Linked DNA regions of Homo sapiens: regions 2, 3 and 4 are each linked to region 1. A link is a loop called in an ENCODE intact Hi-C map of the cell type or tissue named here. Cell type or tissue: heart right ventricle. All regions are shown on one strand.

What was found. Hi-C counts contacts between places; a loop is a spot of excess contacts. Peaks named below come from ENCODE experiments on the same cell type or tissue, not always from the same donor. Only the 100,000 strongest peaks of a DNase experiment are listed, where the experiment ranks them.
Region 2: it touches region 1 in a loop (2.1-fold over the local background); 4 of 110 quality-filtered maps call a loop at or near these places.
Region 3: it touches region 1 in a loop (4-fold over the local background); 35 of 110 quality-filtered maps call a loop at or near these places.
Region 4: it touches region 1 in a loop (7-fold over the local background); 89 of 110 quality-filtered maps call a loop at or near these places.

Annotation. Positions count from the first base shown.
Region 1 is chrX:15,465,959-15,470,958 of GRCh38, reverse strand. All of the region lies in intron 3 of PIR (pirin), which reads left to right. The region is part of intron 2 of PIR-FIGF (PIR-FIGF readthrough); the gene reads left to right. Among named protein-coding and RNA genes, the nearest start is that of PIR-FIGF, 23 kb to the left of the region's middle. In heart right ventricle, a CTCF peak has its summit at 2,800 (motif pointing right); no DNase peak of the experiment used is centred here; H3K27ac peaks cover 943 bases.
Region 2 is chrX:15,380,340-15,385,339 of GRCh38, reverse strand. It overlaps VEGFD (vascular endothelial growth factor D), which reads left to right and starts at 927. Exons shown (of 7, transcript NM_004469.5): 1 at 927-1,483. The coding sequence starts at 1,394. PIR (pirin) reads left to right here. Exons shown (of 10, transcript NM_001018109.3): 10 at 224-541. The coding sequence ends at 336. All of the region lies in intron 9 of PIR-FIGF (PIR-FIGF readthrough), which reads left to right. In heart right ventricle, a CTCF peak has its summit at 2,329; no DNase peak of the experiment used is centred here; H3K4me3 peaks cover 549 bases.
Region 3 is chrX:15,297,462-15,302,461 of GRCh38, reverse strand. It overlaps ASB11 (ankyrin repeat and SOCS box containing 11), which reads left to right. Exons shown (of 7, transcript NM_080873.3): 3 at 4,781-4,888. Among named protein-coding and RNA genes, the nearest start is that of ASB11, 16 kb to the left of the region's middle. RefSeq lists an enhancer at 3,941-4,235. In heart right ventricle, a CTCF peak has its summit at 2,313 (motif pointing left); a DNase peak (open chromatin) is centred at 291; H3K27ac peaks cover 3,517 bases.
Region 4 is chrX:15,347,094-15,352,093 of GRCh38, reverse strand. It overlaps VEGFD (vascular endothelial growth factor D), which reads left to right. Exons shown (of 7, transcript NM_004469.5): 6 at 4,735-4,930. PIR-FIGF (PIR-FIGF readthrough) reads left to right here. Exons shown (of 15, transcript NR_037859.2): 14 at 4,735-4,930. Among named protein-coding and RNA genes, the nearest start is that of PIGA, 14 kb to the right of the region's middle. In heart right ventricle, a CTCF peak has its summit at 2,867 (motif pointing left); no DNase peak of the experiment used is centred here.

The sequences.
Region 1 (5,000 bases):
TTCCAAGAGTTTTTAAGTAGAAAAATTGAGTGTTGGGGGGGTGGGGGGCCGGGGTGCGCTGGGCGCGGTGGCTCACGCCTGTAATCCCAGCACTTTTGGAGGCTAAGGCAGGTGGATCACTTGAGGTCAGGAGTTCAAGACCAGCCTGGCCAACATGGTGAAACCCCGTCTCTACTGAAAATACAAAAAATTAGCTGGGCGTGGTGGTGGGCGCCTGTAATCCCAGCTACTCGGGAGGCTGAGGCAGGAGATTCGCTTGAACTCAGGAGGTGGAGGTTGCAGTGAGCTGAGATCACACCATTGCACTCCAGCCTGGGCAACAAGAGTGAAACTCTGTCTCAAAAAAAAAAAAAAAAAAGAAAGAAAGAAAGAAAGAAAGAAAAATTGAGTGGGGGGAAATGTAATAAAGACTATAAGCCAATCATTAAAACATTATTTTATATCACCAAATATAAAATAAAGCTTTTCAAGTGAAACGAGAAATAAGTCCAAAGTAAATTAACATAGATCATTAAATGATAAAAAGCTTCATGCAAATTGTCCACACTATTAACAAAGCTGCTTCAGAGTCATCCAATCAACAGACTCTTAGAATCACAGGCCTGACTACACAGGATTAAACTTGAAGGAAATTTGCCATGCAACAGTATTAACTACTGATATATGAGAAGCTTCATATGTTGATACGTTACCTGTAAGCCTCAAAACAATCTTGAAAAGTAAAAATTGTTATCTCCCCCATTTTACACATGAGGAAACTAAGGTTCAGGGAGGCGGTGACTTGCGAAGTTCACACAGGCCATACAGAGCAAGATTTGGTGGGCCCATATGATCCCAGGCCCACATTTGTCCACTCTTTTTTGCTACCACTCCTTCTGGAACAAAGTTCCCTTTCTATATATCTGATATTTTCTCAATACTTTGACACATTCAGATGATTAAAAGATTTTTAATACCATTAGAAATGAGATTGTGCAGGTGACATAGACCATAAAACTATGAATAAACACCCCATACTCCTTCTGCCACTCACTTACTGTGGGACCTATGCTTTCATGGTCCAGGGATCTGAATTTTCCTATCTGTAAGTCCAAAATAGTGCTCTCACTTGTCCTCTGAACTTCCAGTATAATGAGGAAATGGGTTAGGTTGATTGTACCTGGCTATTTAAGGACAATCATTTACCTTACTTCTTATAGCTGCAACACTGTTCATGATCTAGTAGTAACATGATAATAAATTCATGTTTCAGTCGCTTATAACTTACTACAACCTAATTTTTCCCTCTTTCTGTATACCTTTTCTCCCCACCCTACCTTAATTTTTTCCCCCAAATTTCTTCTTTTTAAGACCCACCTGGGAGGATTCCTCCTCCACGAATTACTCCCTCATTCCTCTGGAATCTTTGTCACAATCAATCTTTCTTCTAGATTTGCTTGTACTTCTCTTTAGCTTTCATTTCTCTTGTCTGCATATTTTAGTGGTTTATCTTCTGCTAGAGTGGTAGCTCCCTGAAGGTATGGAAGCAATGACCACTGTGTTCCTTCTAGGTGATTCCTGACTTCCTGTTTGTGAGTTTGTAATGACATTTTATCTTGGGTGGGCCAGAACGAAAGAAAGAAAAAGAAAGGGGAGGGAGGAATGATTAGCAAAGTAGTGGGCCTTTTCCTAGAGATAAATTTATTTTATTTAAAAGACTGTTCTTTATTCAGATATTGCTATTCTTCCTTTTTTTGGTTGTTAGAATGGCCTTTCTTTTATGAAATGATGACCATAGTAGATAATTTTTACCTTTCACAATCTGAATTTAAAAGTTGGCACCCCCACCCACCATTGAGGAGTATTCTATAAAATACTTCACCAGTACTCTTCAAAATTATCAAGCTCATGAAAAACAAGGAAAGAGTGAGAAACTGTCACAGATGGAAGAAACCAAGGGGACATGATGACATGGATCCTGAACCAAAAATGGATATTCATAGAAAAACTGGTGAAAGCCACATAAGTGATATACTTTAGTTAATGGCAGTGTATCAACATTGGTTTCTTAGTCTTGGCAAATGTTCTGAGGTTATATAATATGTTAATGGCAGGAGAAGCTGGGTGGACTCTCCATACTATCTTTACAATTGTTATGTAAACTTAAAAATTATTCCAAAATTTAACTTTTATTTTTAAAAGACTAAGGAAGGCAAAAAATTGGCATCCCTCTCTCAGACCCCTTTATTTTAAAATGTTTTATTGCTTCTTGATGTCCAAAATCCTGGGGCCTGGGGCCCAATAACATCAAGTTCAATGATCACACTCACTCAAAGTTTGAGAAATTAAATCTACAGTGAATTGAATCAGGGAATCATAATAATAACGTACCCATAAAAAGGTGTCAGCTGCTTAATTAAATATTGTTATAATGAAATTTTAACAAAATATTAAAAGGAAAATCGACATGAGTCTCTGAAACCTCTTCCTCTGTAAGACCCCTGTGAGTCCCAAACCTGCCCAAGACCATATGTGCAAACAAGTGTTTTCAGGCACTTCATTCTTAGGCATCTGCCTTAACAACTTTTAACTGGAGACTGTACTAAGCAGAAGAACTTCCCTCTATGCCACAACATAGCTGATCCCTTAATGACTAGATGGCAGCCTGCCACAGTGACACACAGTCTTTAAGCAGAGACGCCATGCATGTGCTACAAGACATATTTAGTAATCAGTGGATCTGTTGGCGAGACATAGGTCTGGTTTGGTGAGGTTTGATTTTAGGAAAAGAATGAGCACACATAATTTGTGTCAGCAGAGGGCTCTCTTAAGCAACAATAGTTCCGACTACCCGTTTATGTGGAAATTTGGGTAGTCATAGAAGTTAGCAAACCATTCCCTTCAGGCCCCTTCAGTATAACATGGAAATTAAAACAATGGAAATGAACATCTTGAGCACAGTTTTGCCAGATGTAGGTGGTGCCAGTTAAGAAGTTGGGCTGCTGATTACATGGCGACCCAGGCATAGCTTGTCTGAAGAGATTCCCCAAAACATTTATTCCTGATCTGGGTTTGAAGGAGAAGGGGCATGCCTGGTCCTGGGGTTCTAGAAGCAGCTGGAAGTTTCTGAGGGAGTTTGTAATTCAGCTCTTTTGAGTAGTTAGGTTTGGGAATATGATTATCATAGAACCTTGATGTCCATGTCAGAAATTTTAATCAGAGTGAAAGAAAAAAATAGGTTTGGGAGACTTGAGAATGGGAACAACGTAAAAAAATAAGAGACAAATAAGTCAGTTGTTCTTTTCTTTGTAGTTAGATGGTAGGTAGAACTCTTTGATACCCACACCAAAGAAGGATTTCATGATCACCTCATCTCAGGATCCTGTAGCTTTGGGATCTTCCATAAACCTACTCCCTTCACTCAGAAATCATGAGGCCTATTTTCAGCTTTGTGTATATTAGCAGTAGGACCCTTTCTTTGCCTGAAATAGCCAGTTTGCCTGAAGCCATTGAAGTTGGCAAAGTCCCCTTGTTACCTGTGTGAAATCCCTGCAGTTCTGGCTCCTATTGCAATTGTCATGGGATTTCTCCTCTGAGACAAGCCCTGTGCTCCCAGCACATACGTTACTGGCAATATGCCGTCAGCATTTGTGAGGCAGCATGGGGGTGGGGGAGTGAAAGTAGTTTTATTCTCAGGGACAGATAATGTTGTTTTAGATCTTTGTTCTGCTATTGTTAACTGTAACCTTAATCTCACTAAGCCACGATGTTTTCATCAGTAATATATAGGTGATCACATATTTCCAGGATCAGATGCTTTGTAAATGCTGAAATGCTATGCAAATATAAGATGCTATTCATCCATCCATCCATCGATTGATTGATCAATTCATTCATTCATTGAACAAATCTTCAGTGCCAGCTGTATGCTAGGCACCATAGTAGCTAAGTTAAAAAAGTCCCTGCCTTCATGGGGCTTACATTCTCTTAATGAAGACAGACAATAAATGAATAACAAATAATTACATAATATAGTGTCCCATGGTGAAAAAGCTAGGAAGAAGAAACAAACCATGGTTGGAGGATACAGAATTGATTGATAAATTAGACCAGATGGGCTGGTTGGAGGTGGCCTTTCTTAGGCAGTAACATTTGAACAGAGGCCTGAGTGAAGCGAGGAGGTGAACTATGAGACTGTTGGAGGGGGTAGGGGGAACTATTCCAGGAAGCGTGAATGAAGATCCACGAATGGGATCTCTGCCCACGGAGCTGTGGTAGCTGTGCCAACTCTAGGACTTACCCATCACCTGTTATGGGCCAGGTGCTTTGCACACATTACTCACTTAGTCCTTACCACTCTCGGAGAGCTCACCTCCCAGGTCTATGCTGTACATGAGGAGACTGAGCCTCCAAGAAGTGAAGGGACTTCACCCTGCATACCAAACCTGGTAAATGGCAAACCTGAGGTTTGCACCAGAGCCCCAAAGCCGGTGTAGTTTTTGGAGGCAGGGCCACACCTGCAGGGGGCAGAGTGGCGGGAGTCTCTGAAGCACTGGTGCTTCTGCAGGGTGGTGGCAGGGAAATGTAAGGCAGGACCTGGTAGAGCTTTAAAATACTCGGATTTATCCATTGGCCGAATACCTGAACCGTGTTGGTTATCTTTTCCTTTTTGTTAAAACCACCTTTTGGAACTTGTGAAGGTGCGTATGTGGGGTTGGGATTGGGTGAGTCAATTTAGTCAATTGGGTGATTTTCCCGGTTTCTACTCAAGTCATGAAAACATTTTTGTAAAATAACTTGAGTCCTTAATTGTATGGATTCAGACATCCTTGAAGACCAGTTAGCAGCTTCTATTATGCAATATGTTCCTTGCTGGCATCTCTCATCAGCCATGACCTCAACTCGTGTTTTGTTTTGTTTTTCTCTTTTTCCTACCAAGCCACTAGTAGACAAAAAAAAAAAAAAAAAAAAAACAGCCACCATTTTAAAGCAAATGGAAATTAAAGGAAAACATAGTTTTC
Region 2 (5,000 bases), 86 kb after region 1:
ATTTATCTGAAGTTTCGTCTTTATAATCAATAATCATATACAATCCTAGTCAAGAAACTCATCTTACAGTCCTTGGGGATTGAACACTGTGAAAATAAACTTTTACTCTTCGGATGTGCTTGGATTTTGTTTTAAATTAAGAACTACAGAAATATATATCATTTCTAGTGGTAGAGGAAAATATTGCCACCCAGAACTTTCTGAATGTCTCTTTCTGCCCTAGGTCCATTTGTGATGAACACCAATGAAGAGATTTCTCAAGCTATTCTTGATTTCAGAAACGCAAAAAATGGGTTTGAAAGGGCCAAAACCTGGAAATCAAAGATTGGGAACTAGTGGAAAGCGGAAGAGCAGGTCTTGATGTGTCCTAGAATTTTGCCATTTCTGAGATTGAGCCATTGAAGGCATTCCATTTCTAAAGCTTATTTAGCCGGTGCTTCTAAAGAATTCCACACTAACGTGATAACATGGTTTTTGTAACAATAAATGTAGGATATTTCCTGGCACATGCAAATAAACCTAATCATTGTTTCTTTAAAAATCAGTGTTTTTCATTTGAGATACCTAAGTTACTAAGCTTCTGTTTAAAAAGTCGTTTTGTGTATGTTTGCCTTTTTTTGCATGTATGGATGGATGTTTTTATTATTTTTGTGCATGTGCAGGTTTTAAAAATCATATTTGATTGCTTTCTGTGTGTCATTGGCAGCAGATGCATGAGCATCTGAGGTCCCTTCTTAAGCAATCCCACTGAGATACAAAGGTCAAAGCTATGTGCTGGGGTTTCATGTTACAGGTTATCTGCTTTAAAATAACGGCAGCCCTGAACATTTGAGTCAGTTCTTAAAACTGCCCTGCTATTGGTAGGGACGCAACAGGATTACAGCCAAGACTTCTCTGCATTTTCTGCCAAAATCTGTGTCAGATTTAAGACACATGCTTCTGCAAGCTTCCATGAAGGTTGTGCAAAAAAGTTTCAATCCAGAGTTGGGTTCCAGCTTTCTGTAGCTGTAAGCATTGGTGGCCACACCACCTCCTTACAAAGCAACTAGAACCTGCGGCATACATTGGAGAGATTTTTTTAATTTTCTGGACATGAAGTAAATTTAGAGTGCTTTCTAATTTCAGGTAGAAGACATGTCCACCTTCTGATTATTTTTGGAGAACATTTTGATTTTTTTCATCTCTCTCTCCCCACCCCTAAGATTGTGCAAAAAAAGCGTACCTTGCCTAATTGAAATAATTTCATTGGATTTTGATCAGAACTGATTATTTGGTTTTCTGTGTGAAGTTTTGAGGTTTCAAACTTTCCTTCTGGAGAATGCCTTTTGAAACAATTTTCTCTAGCTGCCTGATGTCAACTGCTTAGTAATCAGTGGATATTGAAATATTCAAAATGTACAGAGAGTGGGTAGTGGTGAATGTTTTCATGATGTTGTACGTCCAGCTGGTGCAGGGCTCCAGTAATGAACATGGACCAGTGAAGGTAGGTGAGCTCAATTTTTAATGTGATGAAGTTCTTTTTATTGGCTCATACAGAGGACTTTCTTTGCCCTCACTATTTTTGAAACAATATAAAAATGCAGAACCATCCTAGTAGTGGACTGGACAGGATATATCCTGCATTTCTTGGTGACTGTTCTGTTTCTTAGTCTTATTAAACTTCTGGCCATGAGTATTTGAAAATGCTGGGGTGGGGGTTGGTTGTTTTTTGAAGTTATGGTAGAACATGAGCAGTCTGGAATCTTTTTGGATGGAGAAGTTTCTCCTCGGTTGCATATGCAGATGGCACAGTGGTTTTTTAATGAAACATTGATTTGTTTTTATGACTGATAACTTTGTGGGCCATTTATTTTCAGGTCTTTGTGAGCAGCAGAGGTTAGTTTATTCGTTTGGTAAATTGAAAATTGCAGTGCTTTCTATGAACATTTTCTATCTGCTTTTGCAAATTACCAATTGCTGCCATCCAGAAAAATGTTTTCTCAGAGAGTGTTTGGTTTTTTCGCTTCTTGAAAGGTGTAAAATTCAACACTAATCAAATCTTTGGTTCTGTGAGCAAGCATCAAATAGAGCTTAACGAACAGAGAGTAATGCAAAAAATTAACCAGAATGTTGCTGACTGCTGGAACAATACTTAGCCCAATTTTATGCATTTCATGGATTATATATATTTTAAGCTTCTATTTTGAAAATGATTCGGATGTAATTGTTTTGACTGAAGTGGTGCTAAATCATTATTGATTTAGGAACTTCTGGCCTTGAAAAGACAATTAAATGTGAGTTTGAGTTTTTGTAGCTGTTGTTTAGGACGTGCATTTTCAACAGGGGTGATATCGCCCCCAGCAGGGGAAAATTGGTTCGTGGAGGGATGAAAAAGTTTTACCCTTTTGATACATCACGCACAGACGTACATACAGTACATATGGTATGTAGTTTAAAATACGTTATACATTCAAATTGCATAGGGGGAAAGTGTCTTCAAAGGCTCCTGGCTGGTGTTGGTGGCCTGGCGAGGGTGGGGGCTGATATTTAAAAATGTTGAACACTGAGCTGGAGGTGAGTGGGAAGTCACCTTGTCTGGCAGCCAGCACTTTTCTAACTTCTCAAATTCCAAATTTACATGGGAGAAATCACAGTGTTTGGCTCCATTTTACTGCCACCAGCCTTGATATTGGATCTCAAGGCCAGATTGTAGGTAAATGGGAATCTGACTGTAAGCATAGGTAACAGGAGAAAACGGTCTGACTTGTTTGAAGCAAGTAAGACTTTTCCGACTGTCCAGCTTTTTCGTAAGTTCATGAAACAGAAATCCTTTAGATGTGCTGGGCTCCTCGAGTTTTAAAATATTTCCATTTTCCTTGTAAAACATCACTTTATCTGATGGTATAATAAAGGAGACTGAATTGTTGGACATAAGTCATATTCTTTAGGTTGCTCAGCTCTTTCAAAGAGCACAAGCACCAAGAATGTCTCAGGTGTCCTGGGCACTGTGAAGTTTTATTTATTTATTTATTTATTTATTTGAGACGGAGTCTCACTCTGTCACCCAGGCTGGAGTGTAGTGATGCAATCTCAGCTCGCTGCAACCTCTGCCTCCCGGGTTCAAGTGATTCCCCTGCCTCAGCCTCTCGAGTAGCTGGAATTATAGGCACGTGCCACCATGCCGGGCTAATTTTTTGTATTTTTAGTAGAGACAGGGTTTCACTGTGTTAGCCAGGATGGTCTCGATCTCCTGACCTGATGATCTGCCCGCCTTGGCCTCCCATAGTGCTGGGATTACAGGCGTGAGCCACCGCGCCCGGCTGGCACTGTGAAGTTTTAAATGCTTTGAATGTACTGTTAATATATAAATTTGTTGAATGGAGTAACGAAGGAAAGCAGCTGAATTTGCATGTGACAGAAAACAAGTTGTTACACGTGGAGGATGCAGCATTATATACTTACTAATACGATTAGCAATTTTTTTTCAGAATATATCAGAATTTCCTTTAAAAAGTGAAGCTACATATACTGAACTTATATCCACCCTACCCCTCGCTCAATTAAATTATTTCTGATATGAAGGAAAGGATTGCCTATAGCTAAACAGAAGTTTTGGCATAGATATGACTGAGTGGTAAGGGATAATGAGATATATAATATTGGTTATAGTTTTCTTTTTTCCCCAACTTTTAAGAAAAGAAAATCTAAGAGGAAATAATGTTTCTAAATGTTAAAGTTCTTCTTGTTAAAATTAAAATGTAGTGTGAAAACATATTCATGGTGGTAATGGTTTAGGGTGGTGGTATTTGAATTTTTTGTTTTTTTTTTTTTACTTTTTGAAATAAAATGTTTTATTTATTATAAGAAATTCATGGTCTTCCTCGGTACTTGGTCCATATGTATTTCTTTCTCCTCACCCTCCCCTCTTCTAACCACCTCTTTTCCAGAATGGATGGTGATGCCAATTTTGCTCCTAGGTTGTCCTCCAGCCACCCCCAGCCCAGTTTTCACTTTCTAGCTTTGAAGATTGTCCAGTTTTCCAGCTTAGACTAGCATTGCCTCTACGATAGTTCTAGGTATCTGTGAAGATTTTTTTTTTTCCTGTAGCAATCATGAAATAGCTACTAGTGCTCTGGACGATTGTGCTTAATGCCATTTGGGTGTAAGGCCTCCTAATTTCATTAGTCTTACCACTTGTGTTTGCAAGGATAGCTGTTTGGAGTCAGCAGTGCATGGAACATGTGAACTGAGACAAATCTGTTTGAAAATCTCAACTTAAGATTTCAAATCCACTGTGTATACTATTTAGCTGTTAAGTTTCTCAGTCTAAGAAGAACACGTTTTCCTCTAGAAATAAGCTTAACCCAGTACCTATGCATCGTTCATTAATATAATCAGATTACGGCCTAGATGTGGAATTTATTTCTGTTTCTATTTTCTCCAGCTTTTTAATACAGCTCAGACAGTCATATACAGTTGTACACGATGTGCACTGCACAACTCTAGGGTGCTCCATGCATATAGACATATCTGTATGTGACAGCCCTAAGTACAATGTGGTAGACACTCTGGACATTTGGTAAATAAGTATCTACATCCTCACTCTTCTCTCATTCACATTGGCCTTCTGGCCAGCACTATTTCTGGTTTATTTAATAAACAATTCTTGTCCCCCAGAAATTCTGTGAGTCTTCTGAAGATGCTGGGGAAAGCCAGCCTTCATAAATCTTTTCAATGTCACTAATGAAGACATGTCACTATTGCAACAAAGGAATACCAGGCCATAGTAGGCTTTCACAACTTTTTTCTGACAGAATTTGTTTCTTTCTGCTTTATCTTCCCTGTGTACTGTCTTTTTTTATCCACCCTCTTTCTTAATTACACTGGTAGAAGAATATTGGTGGGTGATGGAGTCATTCACATTCTGTGTAAGACTAGAATCAGTCCAAGATCCACAGGAATGTGGGATACTTCTTTCATGAGAAGCCACATGGCTCACAAGACTTCTTTACATTTGTGTT
Region 3 (5,000 bases), 170 kb after region 1:
GAATGCTCTCAAATGTTTGTTGCACTAACTCACCTCATGCTCTTCCAGCATGCATTAGCACCAGCAGTCCTGAAGCTAAGTTAGTCAGCTATTGCTGCCTAAAAAATGACCTCAAAGCATAATGGCTGAAAACAACAGAAACTTGGATTTTCATGGTTTCTGTGGGCCAGGGAGCAGCTTAGCTAGGTGATTCTGGCTCTGGGTCTCTCACAGGCTGCCACGTGTCAGCCAGGGCTGCAGTCATCTCATGGCTCAAGGCGGGCAGGATCTGCTTTCAAACTCACTCACGTGGTTGTTGGGAAACCTCAATTCCTTGCCACATGAGCCTCTCCACAGGGCTGTGTCATGAGATGGCAGCTGGCTTCTCTCAGAGAGAGTGCAAGAGGTACCTAAGAAGGAAGTCACAGTTGTTTTATAACCTCATCTCCGAAGTGACATTCTGTCACTTCTGCCATATTCTACTCATTAGGTGTGAGTCAACAAGTCCAGCCCACACTCAAGGGGCAGGGATTATACAAGGGAGGCAATACCTGGATTCCAGGATTACTGGGTGCTATCTTAGAGGCTGCCTATCCCAATGATACACTATTTTAAGAACAAGCATTAAAATAGGTTGACAATGGGTAAATCTGACTCCCCAGGGAACATTTATTGAAGTCTTAGTTATGAAGGCTACTTTATTTATATTTATGACTACATCCCCAGCACCTTGAAAAATGAGTAGGGGCCTGGTAAGTATTTGTGAAATGAATGAATGAAAGTGTGCAGGCTCCATTTGCTTTGTATGTTTTAGGGTCTACATTTATACAGAGGAGGTAAGCCATCATGTCTTTCTTCCACAACTAGGCAATCATCTGGCTTTCTTGCTACTTTGAATTTAAACCACTGGGTGCACTGCTCTCTCTCTCTCTTTTTCTTTCTCTCTCTCTCTCTGTCTCTCTCTCTCTGTCTGTGTGTGCATGTGTATGTATTTTTCATTTATTTGTTTTTTGATTTCTCCTTTATGAGTTGTGTTACTTCTTAAAAAGTAGAGGTAAATGGAAATCAGCACTGCCAGCAATGATCAAATGAACTTTGTACCTGATTTTATCACTTGCTTATTTATTTTTAAGTACTTTAAATTGGATGTGATTTGATTATTTTTAATAGGTAATATATTCACATAGTTCAAAAATTACAATTATTTAAAAAGGTGGACTGGCCGGATGTGGTGGCTCACGCCTGTAATCCTAGCACTTTAGGAGGCCAAGGTGGGTGGATCACCTGAGGTCAGGAGTTCGAGACCAGCCTGGGCAACATGGTGAAACCCCATCTGTACTAAAAGTACAAAAATTAGCCAGGCGTGGTGGTGGGCGCCTATAATCCCAGCTACTTGGGAGGCTGAGGCAGGAAAATCGTTTGAACCTGGCGGGGTGGAGGTTGCAGTGAACCGAGATCGCGTCACTTCACTCCAGCCTGGGTGAAAGAGTGAAACTCTGTCTCAATAAAATAAATAAATAAATAAAATTAAAAAGGTGCACAATGAAACGTCTTGCACCCACCTCTTCTCTCTCAGTCTCCCACCCACCTCTTCTCTCTCAGTCTCCCACCTCAATACTTTCATTGGTATATTTTTAATAGGCTTTTTAAATTTTTGTATAATTTTAAAGAAGAGTTGAAAAGGATACAGACAGTTCCCATATACACTGTACCCTTCACCCAACTTCCTTTAATATTGACATCTTACATAGCTATGGTACATTAGTCAAAAATACGAAGTTAACATTGATACAATACCACTGACTAAACTGCACACTATTGTGATTTCACCAGTTTTTCCTCTCATGTCCTATTTCTGTTCCAGGATCCCACATTGCACTAACTATACTTAATAAGCATATTAGCTTCAATAATATGGTTAAATGTGTAAGGGGGCATTCTTTATACAAAAGTTCAACTTTTTCTTTTACACCCCTACTTCTTTACTCTTATACACTGTTAAAAAATGTATTTGTCTACTTTTATAAACTTTATTTTACATTTAGATAATATGATCGATGTGAGTAAAACATTAAACCGATATGAGTAAAACATTAAGCTAATGTGAGTAAATGTGAGTAAAACATTAAACCAAGATTCAGGAGCTCTTGGTTACACTGCTGGCTGTCACTGACAACCAGTCTTAAAAAGTATTTGAACATTCTACTCCTCCATTTTCTCATGCACAATTGAGGTGATCCACTCTAGATGATCTTTCAGGCCTTTCCAGCATCACATTTCTACAATTTCAGGGATTCTGAGATTTTGCACCGTAACAGTTTTTTCTAGCACACTTCTGCCACCTTGTGGACTAGTCTGTTTTTTCTTATTTTCTCAAAAGGAAAAGAAAAATGAAAAGACTTTTTCTAACTCTTATTAGATGCCCAGTTTGAAATATGTAGCACAGATCTAGAGTAATGATGTCATATTCAGGACATGAAAATAGACAGAATTCAGGAGTCAAAAAGAGGCCTTATGATGAAGGGACAATTCTGGGAAATCACAGCTGCTGGCCACAGCAAGGATGCAGCCAGAGATCTGGCAGGAGATGGTGGCCGTGTAAGTAGGAGTTCGGGGTTCAGGGTCATGGCATTGGGTTTTGGAAGCTTTCAGTTGGTCAGTTACAAGGCATAGGATCAAAAGCAGGACTCGGCTGGGAAGGACAGACCAGGGACCTAATTCCTTTTATAAATCAAAAATAAAATTCTAAGCACCCCCTCTCCAACCATCTGAATGTACCCCTCCTCTCAGCCAGGGCATTCCAAAACTAACCTGAAAAACTGGTTCAGGCCATGACAGGAAAGGGGGGTTGAACATGCCTCATTATACCCTCCTCCCTTTTGGAACTCAGGAAAAGATGACCAGAATTTAACATCAACACAGACCTTAAGTCTGATAAGAAACATTTACAATCTATTCTCTCTGAAGCCTGCTACCTGGAGGCTTCATCCACATGATAAAACTTTTGTCTCCACAACCCCTTATTGTAACCCAGACAGACATTTCTATTGATAATAACTCTTTCAACCAATTGCCAATCAGAAAAATTTTCAATCTGTCTATAATCTGGAGCCCCAGGCCCCCACTTTGAGTTGTCCAACCTTCCCAGGCCAAACAAATGTACATTTTACATGTATTTGATTGATGTCTCATGTTTCCCTAAAATGTATAAAACTAGGCTGTGCCCTGACTACCCTGGGCACATGTTCTCTGGATCTCCTGAGAGCTTGTCACAGGCCATTGGTCACTTATATTTGGCTCAGAATAAATCTCTTCAAATATTTTATAGTTTGACTGTTTTTGTCAACACTTTTGCAGATAGAACGTGATCATCAGAGGGAGGGAAATGGTAAGAGCCAAGTTGTTAAAATCAGGTTATGAAGTCAGAGTTGTCCAGCAGCTAGGCTGACCTTGTCATCTGTCACATGGAGTCCAGGACAAGGAAGGGGACACATGGTAGTATGGGGAGGGAGAATGTGTTAGGACAGGGTGGAGGCACTCATACCTGGGTGAGGAGATGAAGGTTAGGAGAAGTCCGCTGGCCCCGGACTCTAGGACTTCAGAGACCTCTGCACACAGTGGAGTCATGGCTGAAGCAGTGCTGCTACTCCACAGCACATGAATCCTAGGAGCACAGTCTACTTACTCTTAAGCCTGGGAGTTATTGTTTTGTTTCAGATCCAGCTCGACCTCCTGAACTTGTCTGCACTCCATCATCTATACCTCATACCTACTGTTATTCACAGCCACAGCAGGCCCATGCCAGCCTGTTCCTAGACTCATAGTGACATCTCTGTGGCTCTCCTTGCTTTGGTCTTACATCCCTACTCCTGCAATCAACCCTCCATGCTGCTACCAGTAAGCTTCTAAAAAGGCTAATCTATTAGCTCCAGACCCTCCGCAGCCTAGCAGACTTCATAGGTGCTCCATTTCCTCTAAGACATGCCCTCCTTGTTTGGAAATCAAGGCCTTTCATGACCTAGCTCCAGCTTACTGTCCTCCTTTGTCTCCTCCCATCTCCTGCTTCTACTTTCTGTGGGTTCTTTCTGTTCCAGAAATCCGACTGTGGCCCTGCCACAGGAAGCAACAGGAAGCAACAGGAAATAACTTCCTGTTGCTTCCTGAATTTGCAGTTTCTATTCTCTCCTAATGGCATACTCTTTCTTGGTCTTCACAGCTTGAAACATTTTATGCTTCAAGTCTTAGCTAAATACTACCTCATTTGCAAGGTTTTTCTTACTCCCCAAGCCAGATTCAAGGATATCCTATGCTCCCAAACTAATTTTGGACATGCTTCCAGTATAGCAATATTCTTGCTCTTTTGTCTTTCATTTCTGCCTCCCCAGTAGGCTCTGGGAGAAGAGAGACCCATGTCATAAGTTTTGAAGACCCAGGTCCTAGTACATTACCTGCTCCAGAATGCAGAATTAACATTCTTTTGGATAAATGAATGTGAGGCTGTCATGCTGTCTTTAGGCTCCCCTGATCGTAACTTCTACTTCTCTCTCTATGGTACTAATATTACACCCACAGACTGTGAAAATGTCAGAAACATGTGAAACAACATTGCTTTCATTGCTATCACTAATGCAGTATTTCACTCTCTTCTGCTGGGCTTGGTGGCTTGCACTTGAAATCCCAGCTACTCAGGATGCTGAGGCAGGAAGATCACTTGAGGCCAGGAGTTTGAGACCAGCCTGGGCAACACAGTGAGACCCCAGTCTGTAAAAAATAAATAAACTCTCTTCTTTCTAAATTATAGGGTGTCAATGTGAACCTTGTGACAATTAACCGGGTGTCTTCTCTCCACGAGGCATGCCTTGGAGGTCACGTGGCCTGTGCCAAAGCCTTATTGGAAAATGGTGCACACGTGAGTACTGCCCCTGCCCACTTGGGTCTGTCTGGCCAGATGCATCTGTTAATGTTTAATGATAGTTTACCTTCCAGATGGCTTACCCACTGTGGGTAAGGGCTGGGCTGGT
Region 4 (5,000 bases), 120 kb after region 1:
CCATGCCGATCTTGAATGTTCTTTACACCCTTCCCACCAAGTGTTCAGCCATCCTCTACCAGAACATACATCAGTTATTTGGAGACTCGCCATCCAGTGAGGCAGCACCAAGGGGTGGGCACACTCCTGTTGTTATACTGAAATGAAATCTCTCTCCAGAACAGACCAGACTGCCCAATGGAATACAATAAGAGTCATATATGTAACTCACATTTTACATTAAAAAGATAAAAAGAAACAAGTGAAATTTATCTTAATATATTTTATTTAATCCAATCTATCCAATGTACTATCATTTCAACATGCAATCAATATAAAAAATTTATGAGCTAGCCTACATTCTTTGTGCTAAGTCTTTGAAATCCAGTGTGTGTTGTACACTTACAGCACATCTCAATTTAGACTCTCTATTTCATGCCCAATAGTCACATATGGCCCATAGCTACCTTGTTGGACAGCCCAGCTCAAGAGCATCAACTCATTAGTTCAGGTTTTACCCTATAGAACCATGTAAAACAAATCTAATTCTTTCTCCATGTGACTCATGTTCTAAAAGTGTTAGAAAATTTTTGTGGGGTTGGCCGGGAATGGTGGCTCATGCCTGTAATCCTAGCACTTTGGGAGGCCGAGATGGGAGGATCACTTGAGGTTGGGAGTTTGAAAACCAGCCGGGCCGGCCGGGCGCGGTGGCTCACGCCTGTAGTCCCAGCACTTTGGGAGGCCGAGGCGGGCGGATCACGAGGTCAGGAGATTGAGACCATCCTGGCTAAAACGGTGAAACCCCGTCTCTACTAAAAATACAAAAAAAAAATTAGCCGGGCGTAGTGGCGGGCGCCTGTAGTCCCAGCTACTTGGGAGGCTGAGGCAGGAGAATGGCGTGAACCCGGGAGGCGGAGCTTGCAGTGAGCCGAGATCCCGCCACTGCACTCCAGCCTGGGCAACAGAGCGAGACTCCGTCTCAAAAAAAGAAAAAAAAAAAAAAGAAAACCAGCCGGGCCAACATGGCGAAATCCCATCTCTACTACTACTAAAAAAAAAAAAAAAAAAAAAAAAAAAAAAAAAAAAATAGCTGGGCATGGTGATGTGCGCCTGTAGTCCCAGCTACTCAGGAGGCTGAGGCATGAGAATCTCTTGAACCTGGGAGGCAGAGGTTGCAGTGAGCCGAGGTCATGCCACCGCACTCGGGCCTGGATGACAGAGTGAGACTCTGCCTCCAAAAAAAGAAAGAAAGAAAGAAAGAGAGAAAGAGAAAAAGAAAAGAAAAGAAAGAGAGAGAGAGAGAAAGAAAGAAAGAAAAGAAAAGAAAGAGAGAGAAAGAAAGAAAGAAAAGAAAGAAAAAGAAAGGAAGGAAGGAAGGATAGAAAGAAAGAAAGAGAAAGAAAGTAAGTTACTGTGGGAAGGGCAATATACTTAGAGCTTAAAGGCTCTAGCTGAGGATTTCCTGGCACAAAGCCTCTGAGACAGTTTTGTACGGAGGAGGTTTGTAGGCAGGCACAAGGCATTAAAGGGTAAAGAGAGAGGCAGCAGACCACAGCGCAGTTGCTAAGAGGCATCAGCCTAAGCCAATGGGAAGTTGAAGCTGGGAACCCCTGCGGGGGTAAGTCTTAAATCTAGGTGAAGAGGCTGAGCCCTGTAGACCGTTCATTGGCTGCCTTGGAGAGGGGATGTAGCCTTAGGAGAGGCAGCTTATTTCTGCTGGAGATAATTCTTGGGAAGGCACTCAGCCAGTACACGTGTGTAGAGGGTGGTAAGAAGAATAGGGAAGAAGAGAAGTGCTGTTCTAAGCAGCGGGTATATGAGCACTCAGGGCTGGAGGTGAGAGAACATACTGGAAGAAGTTCAGCATGGTGGGGATATAATGGGTGGGGACATAATGGGGAAGGGGCTGGTTAGATGTGAGAGAAGAAGCTGGACAGGCTCACAGGGGCAAAGCAGAAGGACCTTGTAATTCTTGCATGGGAGCTTGGATGTGATACTAAGGACAAAGGGAAACCACACAACTGGCTAAAGCAGGAGAGTGACAGTACCCATTAGAATTTTAACAAAATCATATCAGCAACAGTGTAGAAGAGGATGTGTTGACTCGGGGCAGGGAAGGAGGCAGGAAACCTTTTGGGAAGTTGTAGCAATGATGTAAGTGAGAGGCGCAGGGTGGACTGGATCACAATTGTTTCTCATTCTCATCTCCTATAAGTCCCCAATGTGGATCAAGTTCACATTCATTTCTCCAGTGGCCCCATCAAATTGATGGGATTTACTGAGCTTACTGCTCACTATACTTTTTTTCCGCACATGTGACTGTTAAGCCAACTGCCTTTTCTACAGTGACTTCTCTTGCCCAGATGAGCACATTTAGGTTAGTGAATCCAAGTCTAATTTAATTGAGTCTTGTTAGAGTCAGGTCATTGCTCTAAATTGTTAAAACAAACGATATACACAAACACACACACACACAAAAGAATAAATTGAGGAGGTCCCAATTCTGTATTTTAAAATACTTAATATATCCCTTCCTTCTTGAAGAGAGCTACAATTTCAAGAATTTATTTTGAAAAAATTCTATCAGTTTATTGATAAAAATGGTAAAAGGAACAAAGCTGAGAACAGAACATATCATCAGACTCTCTAGGGACGGAAATCAATACATAATACTTCAAGATATCACCCTCAGCTACTTGCTGTTCCACCACCAGTTCTCTTGCATCCAGTTTTTGTTTCTTTTAACTTGGCTATAAGGATGTGAGCACAGACTCTGCCAAACAGCCTGCTGAAGTTCTGCAAACACCTTGTGGATTGTGTTTCCCTGAACAACCCTGTCCAACAATGGCCTTGGGCCTGTCTGAAGTATTCTTAGTGAACTTCTGCTGCCACCTAGTGATCATTGCGAATTTTTAAAAAGCCTCTTTATCCTTTAACAAGTTACTCTTGTCTTACCCCAAAGCGGCATCTGCCTCACTGGCATATGACTTACAGAGCTCACATTTTCCCTCTCCACAAAGTTCAAAATGGAGACTTCTCAGATTTAGCCTTCCAGCACCCATTCTCAAACGTCGTGCATTACAGAAAAGTTTAAACTATAAAGTTGAACCGCACGAGATTCTCATTTTGATATGTCATTAAAGTCAGATATTGGCAAGAACATATGGTTTAACCCAATGGCTTGGAATGCTGGATGGGATTCCCAGAAGCTCCATACATCGGCCTGCTTCAGGACCCTTTTATTACACCAAATAAACCCAACAAACATCCATCGAGTGCCTATTTTATATCAGAACAATGAGACCTGCTCCTTCTCCTTCAGGACATTTTACTTAATGGGGGAAACATACAAGTAAACAGACAAATGTAATCAGTGCAAGAAAGAATCGGACAGCAATATGCACAGGATAAGGACACTTAGCTAAACCTGCAGACATTGGGAAAGATGTCAGGGAAAAGGGATGGCAGAAGGAAAGACAAGGCCAAAGGCATGGGACTGGGAGGCACTGGAATATCAGGGCAACAGAAAGTGCTGTCATTTGGTATAAATGGAACACACAGGATATATGAAAGCAAGAAACAGAAGATGAGTCTGTGAGGTTACTATGATCCAGTTCATGGAGGGCCTTGTATGTCCTGGTGGGAAAATTGGTTTTTATTGTGGGAAGGGAACCTTTTAATGCATTCAAAGCAGTGGAATGAAGTGATTTGGTTTGCATTTGTTAATCATGTGAAGAAGAATAGGTTGGAGGGATAAAACTTGTGGTGGTGAGATGAGTGACAGAGCGACAGCCATCTACAAAAGAAACACAAGGTACAGACTGAATTGTGGGAGTGGTAGTGGGGATGGAAAATAAAGAACAAATTTAGAGAGGCAGAACTGAGTGGACATGATGCTCAGACTTACCAGAGCAGGTGAGTCAAGAATGATGTCACCATTCCCTAAATGAGGCAAACTGGGAGAGAAGCAGATTTGGGGAGAAAACTACTAAACATGTACGTCCCTCCAAAACCTTCAAGAATGCTAAAGGGACAGAGTCAAGTTCTTCCAAAGTTTCTGTCTCTTCCATTTATTTTGCAATGAATTTCAACTTGTTAATCAGAAATGGATTTGGAGTAGTAGCTATTCAATTGTTTTATACACCTTCTAGAAGAAATATTTGTCAGATGAGTATGTCAAAAACTTCTCAGACCCTCCCCTTTACTTGAATGTATCTTCCAGCAGATGTTGGTGGAATCAAAGTTCATTATTACTCCTATATCTTTTATACTAGTGTTATGATCTGCAGTGAGGACATGCATTGCTATTGCTACGCCTGGCCTGGAATGTCTGAGGTGTATTTCTACAACACCAATTATTTTGTGTGTCTCTCCTTTTAATCTCCACCAAAAAATGGAGACAGCTAGATTCATAACCCTTAGACATCCTATATTTTATTACTAATACTTGGTTGTGGAAGTTTGCATTCTAAACAAGTCATCAACATAAAAATCTCTAAAAATATTTTATGAAAAATATTCAGCTTATGATATTTTAAAAATCACAAACCTAAGAAAACACACAAACCTGTGTTTGTATTGTGAAATCAGAGGTTAATCTTCCTCACCCTGTGAAAAAATTAGGGGCATAAATCTATAGGAAGGAGATTGGGTGAATCCAAGTTACTTACGGATGACATAAAAGATACAATCAACTTTGGTGATCCAATTGCCACACTACAACTATCTGACCAACACGTTTCTGTTTCTCTTTAGACCACTCTCATCTCCAGGAACCAGCTCTCTGTGGGCCACACATGATGTTTGACGAAGATCGTTGCGAGTGTGTCTGTAAAACACCATGTCCCAAAGATCTAATCCAGCACCCCAAAAACTGCAGTTGCTTTGAGTGCAAAGAAAGTCTGGAGACCTGCTGCCAGAAGCACAAGCTATTTCACCCAGACACCTGCAGGTAAATGCCTTGAGTTGTCTTGCCTTTACTCATGACATTTAACGTAGATGCCATTTTAATTTGGTGGGAT